2 separate regions of the Homo sapiens genome follow, and region 2 is linked to region 1. The links are chromatin loops, found by intact Hi-C in ENCODE. Cell type or tissue: CD4-positive, alpha-beta T cell. All regions are shown on one strand. Each heading gives the region's core, and the rest is flanking DNA. Links, peaks and the distances in the headings are about the cores only.

What was found. Peaks named below come from ENCODE experiments on the same cell type or tissue, not always from the same donor. Only the 100,000 strongest peaks of a DNase experiment are listed, where the experiment ranks them.
Region 2: a loop joins it to region 1, with 6 times the contacts of the local background. A loop is called at or near these places in 2 of 110 quality-filtered maps.

What each region holds. Positions count from the first base shown.
Region 1 is chr2:113,048,427-113,053,804 of GRCh38, reverse strand. It overlaps IL36B (interleukin 36 beta), which reads left to right and starts at 938. Exons shown (of 5, transcript NM_173178.3): 1 at 938-988. In CD4-positive, alpha-beta T cell, for the core only: no CTCF peak of the experiment used is centred there; no DNase peak of the experiment used is centred there.
Region 2 is chr2:113,124,583-113,129,960 of GRCh38, reverse strand. It overlaps IL1RN (interleukin 1 receptor antagonist), which reads right to left and starts at 2,363. Exons shown (of 4, transcript NM_173842.3): 1 at 2,221-2,363; 2 at 297-385. The coding sequence starts at 2,336. In CD4-positive, alpha-beta T cell, for the core only: no CTCF peak of the experiment used is centred there; DNase peaks (open chromatin) are centred at 2,460 and 4,526; H3K4me3 peaks cover 1,139 bases.

The sequences.
Region 1 (5,378 bases), core at 169-5,168:
GATGACTGAAACCTTGGCTGACATCTTTCCTACAACCTAATCAGACACCCTGAGCCGAACCCTCCAGCCAAGCCAGTTTTCTTATTCCCGACTCTGTCTTTGTTAAATAATTTTTTTGTTTGTTTTAGGTCGCTAGGTTTGCTGTTACACAGCAATTAGTAACTAATACAGTTTGACATCACTATTGGGAAGTTTCTACTCCTGTTGTTTTTTCATTTTCCACTGTCTTCGGTGGGTATGCTCTCTTCTCAGCAAACATCTCAGTTCTTCATGGGCTTTATATGCCCTGGAAAGTGTCACAGCCTGCAGAGAAGCAATGTTCCCTGTGGTGACTTATCCTCACCTTTGTGAGAATGGCAATAACCCTGGAGGTAGATGTGGCCTCTGCTCTTGCTGTAGAGATGACTTAGGGCAGGTGTATTCACCTATATGAGAATGTAAGCAGAGTTTATTATGGTAAGATAGTAAATTCCTGTTAGGGAGATAAATTTAGTAATAATTAAAGTAACTGATATTCACTTGGTGCCCACTATGTCCCTAGAATTCTATAGCACTTCCCACAATGTGTTCCATGAGACTCCAATAGAGAGATAATGAGCAGCAAGTATTCCCGGCGGCTTAGGGTGGTGTGAAATCACGCTGAGAATCCTGCTTCTCCTCAGGTCCTGGTAGTTTCAGGGCCCCTCCCTAGGCCTTACTTAAAAGGCTGAGGCATCCTTGGAAGAGCAGGCAGACTCCACGGATCCCACCAGGAGAAAGGAGCATTCTGAGGTATGCTCTAGGGCACTGGTGGGACTGGAGCTCTCTCCTCATTTCAGACCCAGAATCTCCTGCTCTGTGGAAGCTGTTCTCATGCTGGGGGACTCAGTGTGGCTGCTTGACTGGATGAGACAGAGGATGTGAAGAGCCAGGTTGGCATCTAGCACAAACCCACAGACACGGGTTCCTCCCCACTCTGTCTTTCTCACCTCTCCTTCACTTTTCCTAGGTATGTAAAGAAGACATTAAGAACACGGCAAAGGCCAAATTTACATTGACTTAAATCTAAGACTGGTTCATGACCAAAAATGCATGTAGCTAGCATGGCTTTCCCAACGCAGAGAGAAAAAGGCATGGACTCAGCTCCAACAGACTGGCGTAATGAGTGCAGAATATGCTGTGAGGTTTTAAATTTGCTGACAAGAAAGGTTAACGTTTGTTACACATTCACTCTGTCAGGTACAGTGATAAAAGCAATATAGCTATTATGTTGCCTCATTCCCACATCAGTCCTCTAAGGTAAGTGCTATGCTTATTCCCATTTAACTGATAAGACAAAACGAAAATTAGAGAGGCTAAGTCACCTAAGGTCACAAAACTAGTAAGAGATGGACCTGGTATTGGTACTCTTGCAGCTTGACTTCATACTAATTCACACCCATTCCCCAATATGAAAAATAAGCTGTGTAATGCTTATAAATTCACACATTTGGAATAGAAGGCAGAGCTCGAGGCTGGGGGAATGAAGGAGTCTGCACAAAGGACCAACAGGCTTTCTAAGAAGATAATAGAAACCAGCCAGGTGCAGTGGCTCGCACCTGTAATCCCAGTACCTTGGGAGGTAGAGGCGGGCAGAACACTTGAGGCCAGGAGTTCAAGACCAGCCTGGCAAACATGAAGAAACCCCGTCTCTACTAAAAATACAAAAACTAGTTGGGCATAGTGGTGCACACCTGTAATCCCAGCTACTTGGGAGGCTGAGGCACGAGAATCACTTGAATCCCAGGAGGTGAAAGTTGCAGTGACCTGAGATCATGTCACTGCACTTCATCCTGGGCAACAGAGCAAGACTCTGTCTCAAAAAAAAAAAAAAGGAGAGAGGGAGAGAAGATAATAGAAACCAACAGAGTTGGTGCAGAGACAAAGGAGTGCCCCATAGCAGAGTGTGGCACACTTTGGGTTGGACGGAATTTATCACTCCCTGGAGTGACTTTTGGTAGCTGAGGACATCCGTGAAAGTCCTTCCTGGAGTAGGAGTGATGGTGTGCATGCACAGACACAGCCTCCAGGGAGCCGTGAGCAGAAGGGGACCTCCAGCTGCATCCAGGACTCCCTCTCCAACCCAGCCACATCAGAGGGGAAGGGTACCACTTGGCTCATAGCGCTTTCGAGAAACCCTGGATGCCAGTGAAGTCATGGGGAGGCTGTGGGCCAGGATCCACAGGGCTGCAGCTGGGTGCTGAGCCAGAGGCCAGTGGCTTTGTTGCCTGCCCTCAGCCCCGTGGCACCCTCTGCCTGGGAGGCTGGGGAAGGGCCAGGTGCACAGGCCGGGATCTGAGAGAGCGCGTGGGCAGTCCACAGGGCAGGTGAGGCTCTGAGAGAGAGTGTGGGCAGTCCACAGGGCAGGTGAGGCTCCGGTGTGTGTCACACCCACAGTTTCTGCTGACTGAGTCCCATGAACAGGGCCAGAGCCACCGGCAACTTCTGTACCCCAGATCCACATTCAGGCGCTTTCCTCGTCTGTGCCTCAGAGGCTTCCAGAGCCTGCGGACTCGCCTCCGCCGGACTGTGTAGTTTGACCATTGCTCTCCAGCAGGAAACTGGAAATAAACCCAGGGCTAGGCACTGGCTGAGCTCCATTCTCCCCGGTCCTGCGCTGGCCCCTCCGGCGGGGCCTGCCGCTCTCAGTGTGCCGGGCCAGGATCTACCGGCAGGGGGCGCTCTCCACCAGGCTAGGTCGGGAGGCCACGATGAGAGGCACGGCCTCCGATTCAAGGATCGGGAGGCCACGCTGAGAGGCACGGCCTCCGATTCAAGGATCAGGAGGCCAGGCTGAGAGGCACGGCCTCCGATTCAAGGATCGGGAGGCCACGCTGAGAGGCACGGCCTCCAATTCAAGCTCTCTTCCTCTTTTTCTGTCTCTTTCCACAAGGATCTGCAGCCCTCACCCGAGTAGCGAGCATCTAAAGCAGGACTAGACGAGGCAAGGGAGCTGCACCAGGGCTACCCCTGAGAAAGCCCCAGCTCTCCTCGGCTTTCTCAGTGATGTGTGGCTTTCGTGGGCTCCTCAAAAACAGAAACTATCTTTTTTTATTATTATTATCTGTCCCTTTTTGCTGTTTTTGATAACTTATTTATTCGATAGATGTCTGCACATTTGCCTCTTTTGATATATCTTTAAATTGTTATTATTAAATGTGGTAAGATATACATAATATAAAAATTACCATTTTAACCATTTTTAAGTGTACAGTTCAGTGGCATTAAGGACATTCACATTGTTGGGCAACCATCACCACCATCCATCTCCAGAACTCTTCTCGTTTTGCAGAACAGAAATTTTGTACCTACAAAACAATAACTCCTCACTCCCCTCTCCCCAGCGGCCCCTGGCAACCACCATTTTACTTTCCATCTCTATGAATTTGACTGCTTTAGGCGCCTCATATACGTGGAATTACACGGTATTTTTTTTTTTTTGTTATTAGTTTATTTCACTTAACTGAGTTTACTTTCAAGATTCATCCATGTTGTAGCATGTATCAGAACTTCATTCCTTTTAAGGCTGTGTGGTGTGTGTACCACATTTTCTTTATTCGTTCATCTGTCGATGGACACTTGGGTTGCCATCACCTTTTGGGTATTGTGAATAATGCTGCTATGAACATGGGTGTTCAAATAGCTTTTCAAGTCTCTGCTTTCAATTCTTTGTGAATATACCCAGAGGTGGAACTCCTGGATCATATGGATAATTCTATGTTTAAGTTTTTGAGGAACAACCATACCGTTTTCCACAGTGGTTGCACCATTTTACATTCCCACCAACAGTGCACAAGGGTTCCAGTTTCTCCACATTCTTTTTTTTTTTTTTAGACGGAGTTTCACTCTTGTCGCCCAGGCTGGAGTGAAGTGGCGTGATCTCAGCTCACTTCAACCTCTGCCTCTCAGGTTCAAGTGATTCTCCTGCCTCAGCTTCCTGAGTAGCTGGGATTACAGGTGCACGCCACCATGCCTGGCTAACTTTTGTATTTTTAGTAGAGACAGGGTTTCACCATGGTGACCAAGCTGGTCTCAAACTCCTGACCTCAGGTGGTCCGCCCACCTCGGCCTCCGAAAGTGCTGGGATTACAGGCATAAGCCATCACGCCCCACCCAATTCCTCCACATTCTCATCAACACTTGTTATTTTCTATTTTTTTCTAATAGCAACCATCTTAATGGGTGTGAAATAGCAGTATATCATTGTGGTTTTGATTTACGCTTTCCTAATTATTAGGGATGTTGAGCACCCTTTCATGTGCTTATTGGCTATTAGTATATATTATTTGGAGAAATGTCTACTCAAGTCATTTGACCATTTTTTAACTGGGCTATTTGCTTTTTTGTTGTTGAGTTACAGGAGTTCTATATATATTCTAGATGTCAACCCCTTATATGACTTTCACCTATTTCCTCCCATTCCCTGAGTTACCTTAACATACTATTAATAGTGTCATTTGAGGTACAGAAGTTTTAAATTTTGATGTAGTCCAATGTATCCATTTTTTCTTTTGTTGCTTTTGTTGCCTATTTTTTGGTGCTATATGCAAGAAATCATTGCCAAATCCAATGTGATAAAGCTTTCCCCTATGTTTTCTTCTAAGGGCTTTAACTTTCATTTAGGTCTTTGATTCATTTTGAGTTGATGTTTTTATGTGGTATAAGATAAGGGTCTAATTTCATTCTTTTGCATGTGCACCATCACCACTTGCTCCACCATCACCATCATCACCCACCAACACAACTGCCATCATCAGTATCATTATTGTGTGATGCTTCCTCTTCATCATCATTAAGAAGAACAATAGCTAGCATATTTTAAATTATTAAACATTTTTAAAATAAATTCAATTGCTTTCATAGAAATGGGATTACTCAGGTTACTTACTTCTTCTGTGGGTTTTAGTAGTTTGGCTTTCCAAATGTTGGTCCATTTTATCTAAGATGTTAAATTTATGGGCATAAATTTGTTTGTAGTATCCTCTTATTACCCTTCTAAAGTATGTGTAATCAGTAGTGATGTCCCTCTTCTATTCATGAAACTGGTAATTAGTCTCCTCTCATTTTTCTTGATTTTTTAATAATCAGATTTTAGCTTCATTAATATTCTCTACTGCTTTCTGCAATCAATTCTATTGATTTTTGCTCCGATCTTATAAATTTCTTTCCCACTCCTTGCTTTGAGCTTGTTTTACTCCTTTTTCTAGTACCTTCAGGTGGAATCTCAAATTATTAATTTGACGTCTTTCTTCTTTTCTAAACATTTATGCTATTTTTCCAAGCATGATTTAGTTGTATCCCACAAATTTAGCTATAATTTTGGGGGTGTTTTTTGTTTTTTGTTTGAGGCAGAGTCTCAC
Region 2 (5,378 bases), core at 140-5,139, 76 kb before region 1:
AAGGGAATGGTCAACCTTGCCTTCTGGTATTTGCCCTTCCCAGCTGTGGCCCTGGGACCACTGTGCCTATAGGCACTGACCTCTGACCTAGACTCTACCTCTCCACACCCTCTTCAGGCTGCCCTCATATGTGCCCTTCAGTAGCCAGGCCCTCCCAGCTTCAAACTTGAATACAAAGACCCAACAAGGATTAGGACATTGCACCTAGGGTTTGTGCAGGCAGGCCATGCTGCTGCAGACAGACGGGCAAAGTGACGTGATGCCCACATACATTGGCTTTCCTGGCAACCACTCACCTTCTAAATTGACATTTGGTCCTTGCAAGTATCCAGCAACTAGTTGGTTGTTCCTCAGATAGAAGGTCTTCTGGTTAACATCCCAGATTCTGAAAAGGAAAAGGACTCAGCTGTAGTGCACAGCCACCATGTGCCCAGCCTTGTGCTTGGCACCTTCCTGTGTCCCCCAGAACTTGTCAAATTTGCATCCAGCTCTTCCAGGGGTATAGTATTTTAGTATACCCACGGCATGCATGGATGAGAAGACTGAGGCTGACAATGGTTAAGAGGCAGGCCCAACCCTCACAGCTGGTGAGCAGTGAGCCCACATTTGACTCCCCTCCTTACTTGCTTCCCATCTGAGATTCCCAGGGAAGGCACTTCTGTTTCAGCAAAGCATGCTGTAGAGCAGCAACATCCAAAAGAACTTTCTGGGATGCAAAAATGTTCTGTAGCTGCACTGCCCAATAGGGTGGCCACTAACCACATGTGGCTATTGACCTCTTTAAATGTGGATAGTGTGACCAAGGGTCTGGATTTTAAATTTTCTTCTATTTTCATTCATTTAAGTATAAATTTAAATAGCCACCTGAGACTAGTGGCTACCATAGCACCTAGGTAGAAGTTTCAAGAGACGGAACACCTTGCAGCTAACTCGCTCTGAGTCTGAGACCAGAAGGGTCTTTCCCTAGAGCCTTTCCTCCATTAGCTGGTGACCTGCTCAGAGTCCTGCAGGAGCAGCTACCCTTGGGAACAACCCGGCTTCCTCTCTACCTCAGCCAGTGACCTGATTCTGGGTCCCAATCCTTTCTTCTTGGTAAAGGGCCTCTCTGGTTGAGAGCAGGACTCAAAGCTGTGAGACGTAATAAACAGAGCTCTGGCCAGCCTGACCTGGGACCTGTGCCTCACCTCTTCACCTGTGAAGTGTGGCTAACTGTACCCACCTCATCAGGTGGCTCTGAAGAGCCCACATGCTCGACGAGGGGTGGCCAGGCAAACCAAAGTGCTTTGCATATGGCAGCATTGGCCTGTTTGTGATTATCCTAGTTTCTAGATTTAGCCTCAGTCTGGAGGGATAAACATCACCTGCTGGGGCCTCCAGGAGGATCTCCTGGAGCTTCTAGCTGATCAGAGCAGGGAGAGGCAACCTAGGGAAGCAGACAGTCCCCATATCTGGAAGGGAGAGACTTGTCACTCATACACCCACAGAGCCCGACTTGCAGCCTCGGCCCAGACAAACATAAAGGTCAGAGTGGGGGAGAAGTCACCCCAACATGATTTCACTGCTGGAATGTCACACTGCAGAGGGCATGCACAAGCAGTCCTGTCATTTCTATCAGCATCACATCTTTACAATAGTGATGGTCTCACAAAGCCGATTCCATTTTCAAATCATAATGGTTTTCAGGCTCTTTACAATGCACGGAATACTGTTACGCTATTATCTGTGCATTTAATTTTCACAACAACCCTGTAAGGCACACAAGGAGTTATCGTGACTCTCATGTCACAGATGTCACAGACGGGGAAACCAAGGTCCCTGGAGAGTGGGACCCTCCGACATGTCAGCACAGACAGGCCTTGCCCATATCAGTCTGGGCCTTCGGGCTGTGCCCCTGGTGCCCCTCTCTGCTTCTCTGTCAGCACATTCAACTAGGCCTGAATCGCAGTCCCACTCCTTGGCATGCATCTATTACTCACTGGGTTCCTGAGTCTCTGGGAAAGTAAGACAGCCCTCCGGTCGCACTATCCACATCTGGGATATTTTGAAACACAAGTCCTGAAGCCCATGCATGTAACAGCCTCTTTCTTGAATAATGGACATCCTCTCCAGCCCAAACCCAGTTCTCAGGCCCTCTGGGGCCTGGCAGCCCCTGGCAGCTGTGATATGTTTCCAGTCTCCAGCTGATCCACCCTCACCTTCTCCTCCTTGGGGTAGCCTTACCTGAAGGCTTGCATCTTGCTGGATTTTCTCCCAGAGGGTCGGCAGATCGTCTCTGAATGGAACAGGAAGAGGAGGAGAGTGATTAGGTGACTGCGGAGGCCTCTGCAGATTTCCATTCTGTGACTGCAGCAAGGCAGTGGACTGCCATTGCGGGCCCAGAGTTGTGGTTTATAAAGAAATAGTCACTCACCCAAGCTAGGCGTCTGCCACCCTGCCCCACTGCGAGAAGCGGAAATACCCTCCTCGCATTTCCAAAAAGAGAAACCCTTGCTGTTGTCACTTTCAACCCCACTAAGTGTCGCAATGGAGTGTTGTAACTGATTCCCTCCCCTTTTTCCCCTGTGCAATTTCCCCAAAATTAAGATTTCTATTTCCCCTTCATTGAGTTCCTGGGAAGAAGAGCACAATGGAAACCAAACTCCCTACTGTTCCTGACAGGTACCCAGAGTCTGTTTGTTGACTTTTTAAAAAACAGATTTGAGCAGAAAGGCCGTTTTTTCATAATAAAATGATAGGGCTCCCTGCACATGGGACAGTCTCATGTCACTTTGTGTTCTTTGAAAAATGGACAGCCTTGGACTCCGGACCATAGATTGGCAAACATTCTGTAAAGGACGAGATAGTAAATATTTTAGGTTTTGTGCGCCACGATTACTCAGCTCAGCTGTCTGTTTCACAAAAGGACGTTGGCAATCCATAAATCAATAAGCCTAGCTGTGTTCCACTACAACTTTCTTTGCAAAAGCGGGGAATGGACCGGATTTGGCCTGAGTCTGCTGACCCCTGATGTAAAGTGAGTCCTTCTGAGAGGTGCTTTGAAATCAACTCTTTTCCCACTATCTTACATCTTTAAAGTTATGGTCTCGGGACGATGACATAAACTCAGCATTTGGACAGGAATGGGTCTAAATTCAACCTCTGCCACTTGCCTTGTGCCACCCGTGTGACCTTGAACAAATCATTTCATTAGTTGAGCCTCTGTCTCTTCACTCTCAGAATGAGGGTGATCATGTCTTCTTCACAAATGGATGGAAGGAAGGAAGGGAAAGAGGGAGGGAGGGAGGGAGGAAGCAGGTGTAGGAAGGAAGAGGAGAACTTCTGGCCCATAATGGGCTCTGATACACATTAACTTCCTTACTTACAATATTCTAGACCCGGGGCCTGGAACATTAGGAAAAAGGTAAGCATGCTCCTATTTTATGGGTAGGAAAAAGTTGAAGAGAATTTCTGCATGATCTACAGGATGGACAGTGCTGGTGCAGAAGCATACGTTGCAGTGTTTTAGAGCTGGACGGGAGCTTGGCAATCATCCTGTCCCAACCTGGCATTGTTTTCAAGAAGACTCAGAAAGATTTAGACAAAAAAGGGATCTGTCCAAGGTCACACAGCTTGCTGATGGCAAAAGTATGCAGAGAAATCCAGGTCTTCTGACCTCCAGCCCCGGGCTTTATTAACAAATGCTTCAGAAACTTTAAACCCTAATATTCATCACACTCTGGGAAGAGGCAAATAAGTAGGCAGGTTAATATACATCACCCCCTTCAGCTAGTCCTCACAAAAACAAACAAATAAACAAAAAAAATGTCTCCTTGGCCCTCAAAGGAAGACACTATTTCTCAAACGTGTTTCAAAAATGATGGCTGGGCTGGGCACGGTGGCTCACACCTGTAATCCCAGCACTTGGGGAGGCTGAGGTGGGCGGATCACCTGAGGTCAGGAGTTCAAGACCAACCTGACCAACATGGTGAAACTCCGTCTCTACTGAAAATGCAAAAATTAGCAGGGATGGTGGCATGTGCCTGTAATCCCAGCTACTCGGGAGGCTGAGGCAGGAGGATCACTTGAACCCAGGAGATGGAGGTCGCAGTGAGCCAAGATCACGCCACCGCACTCCAGCCTAGGCAACAGAGTAAGACTCCATCTCCAAAACAAAAACAAACAAAAAAGTATGAATGACTCACTCAAGGTGATGCAGCTTGTGAGGGCAGCACAGGAATACAGACAAAATGTCAAAATATTTACTACTACAGCAGTTGATCTTGATGAGTCTATTTTCAACCAACAAATCAGAATCTTTCTCTCAACCAACACATCTTCCAACCAACAAATCAGAATCAAACACTTTGTGTCCAGAGAGTTAATCCTTCAAAGGAGGAAGACTATGAATGAATTTCCCAAAGGTTTAAAGAATGTATCCTTCAGAGGAAATAGAACATTTCTGCAAAATTGTGTCACCTCCCTGGGTGATGGATTTTTTCAGGCAAAATGGCATGTCTGTATTCCTGTACTGTCCTCATAAACAGTGTGACCTTGAGTGAGTCACCCATCCTTTTTGAAACACGTTCAAGAAACAGTGTCTTCCTATGAGGGCCAAAGAAGAATTTTGTTTATTCATTTGTTTGTTTTTGTGAGGACTAGCTGAAGGAGATGATGTATATGAACCTGTCTACTTATTTGCCTCTTCCAGAGTGTGTTGAATATTAGCGTTTAAAATTTCCAAAGTATTTGCTAATAATCAAGTGTATCACTTTATTCTCACACTCTCTGAAAGAGAAGGCAGCTAGCACCTGACTATGATAGGTTCTCTCCTATTTGTCTTTCTTCAACCCTCCGGAATTGGAAGACCATAATTCTCTCAACAATGTCCTTACAGATTGCAGAAGAGAAGTGGCTTGCCAAGGTAGGGTGGAGAGTTCCATCCTGGCCACTGCCTTCAGACAGCGTTTCAAGTAAAAAGCCCCACCCACACTGCGGCTCCTGGGTAAATGTTTCTCTGACCCCAGTCTGAATTCAGAGAGTATTCTCCTGGAGAAAAGACGCTCGGGGCTCCTGGAACCTCCCTGCTCTGTGTCATTTCCCCGCTGTGTCCTGAGAAGTGGCCCAGTCTGTCCTTTGTCGACATGCACAGGGTGAGGGTGGGGGTGGTCCCTGGGGCAGGAGTTATGGAGTCTAGGTCTGAATCCCCCTGTGTCATTACCCCACACAATGTGCAGAGCCTGTCTTGGTCTCAGTTTCATTATCTGATAGAGCTAATAATAGAAGCCACATCATCGGTTACTATAAGGATTGAATGAAATGCTGCACGTGATGAATCATGCCCTGACCCTGGCACTTGGGAAATACTCACACCGTGGCTTTTGCATATGCTTCTTTACCCC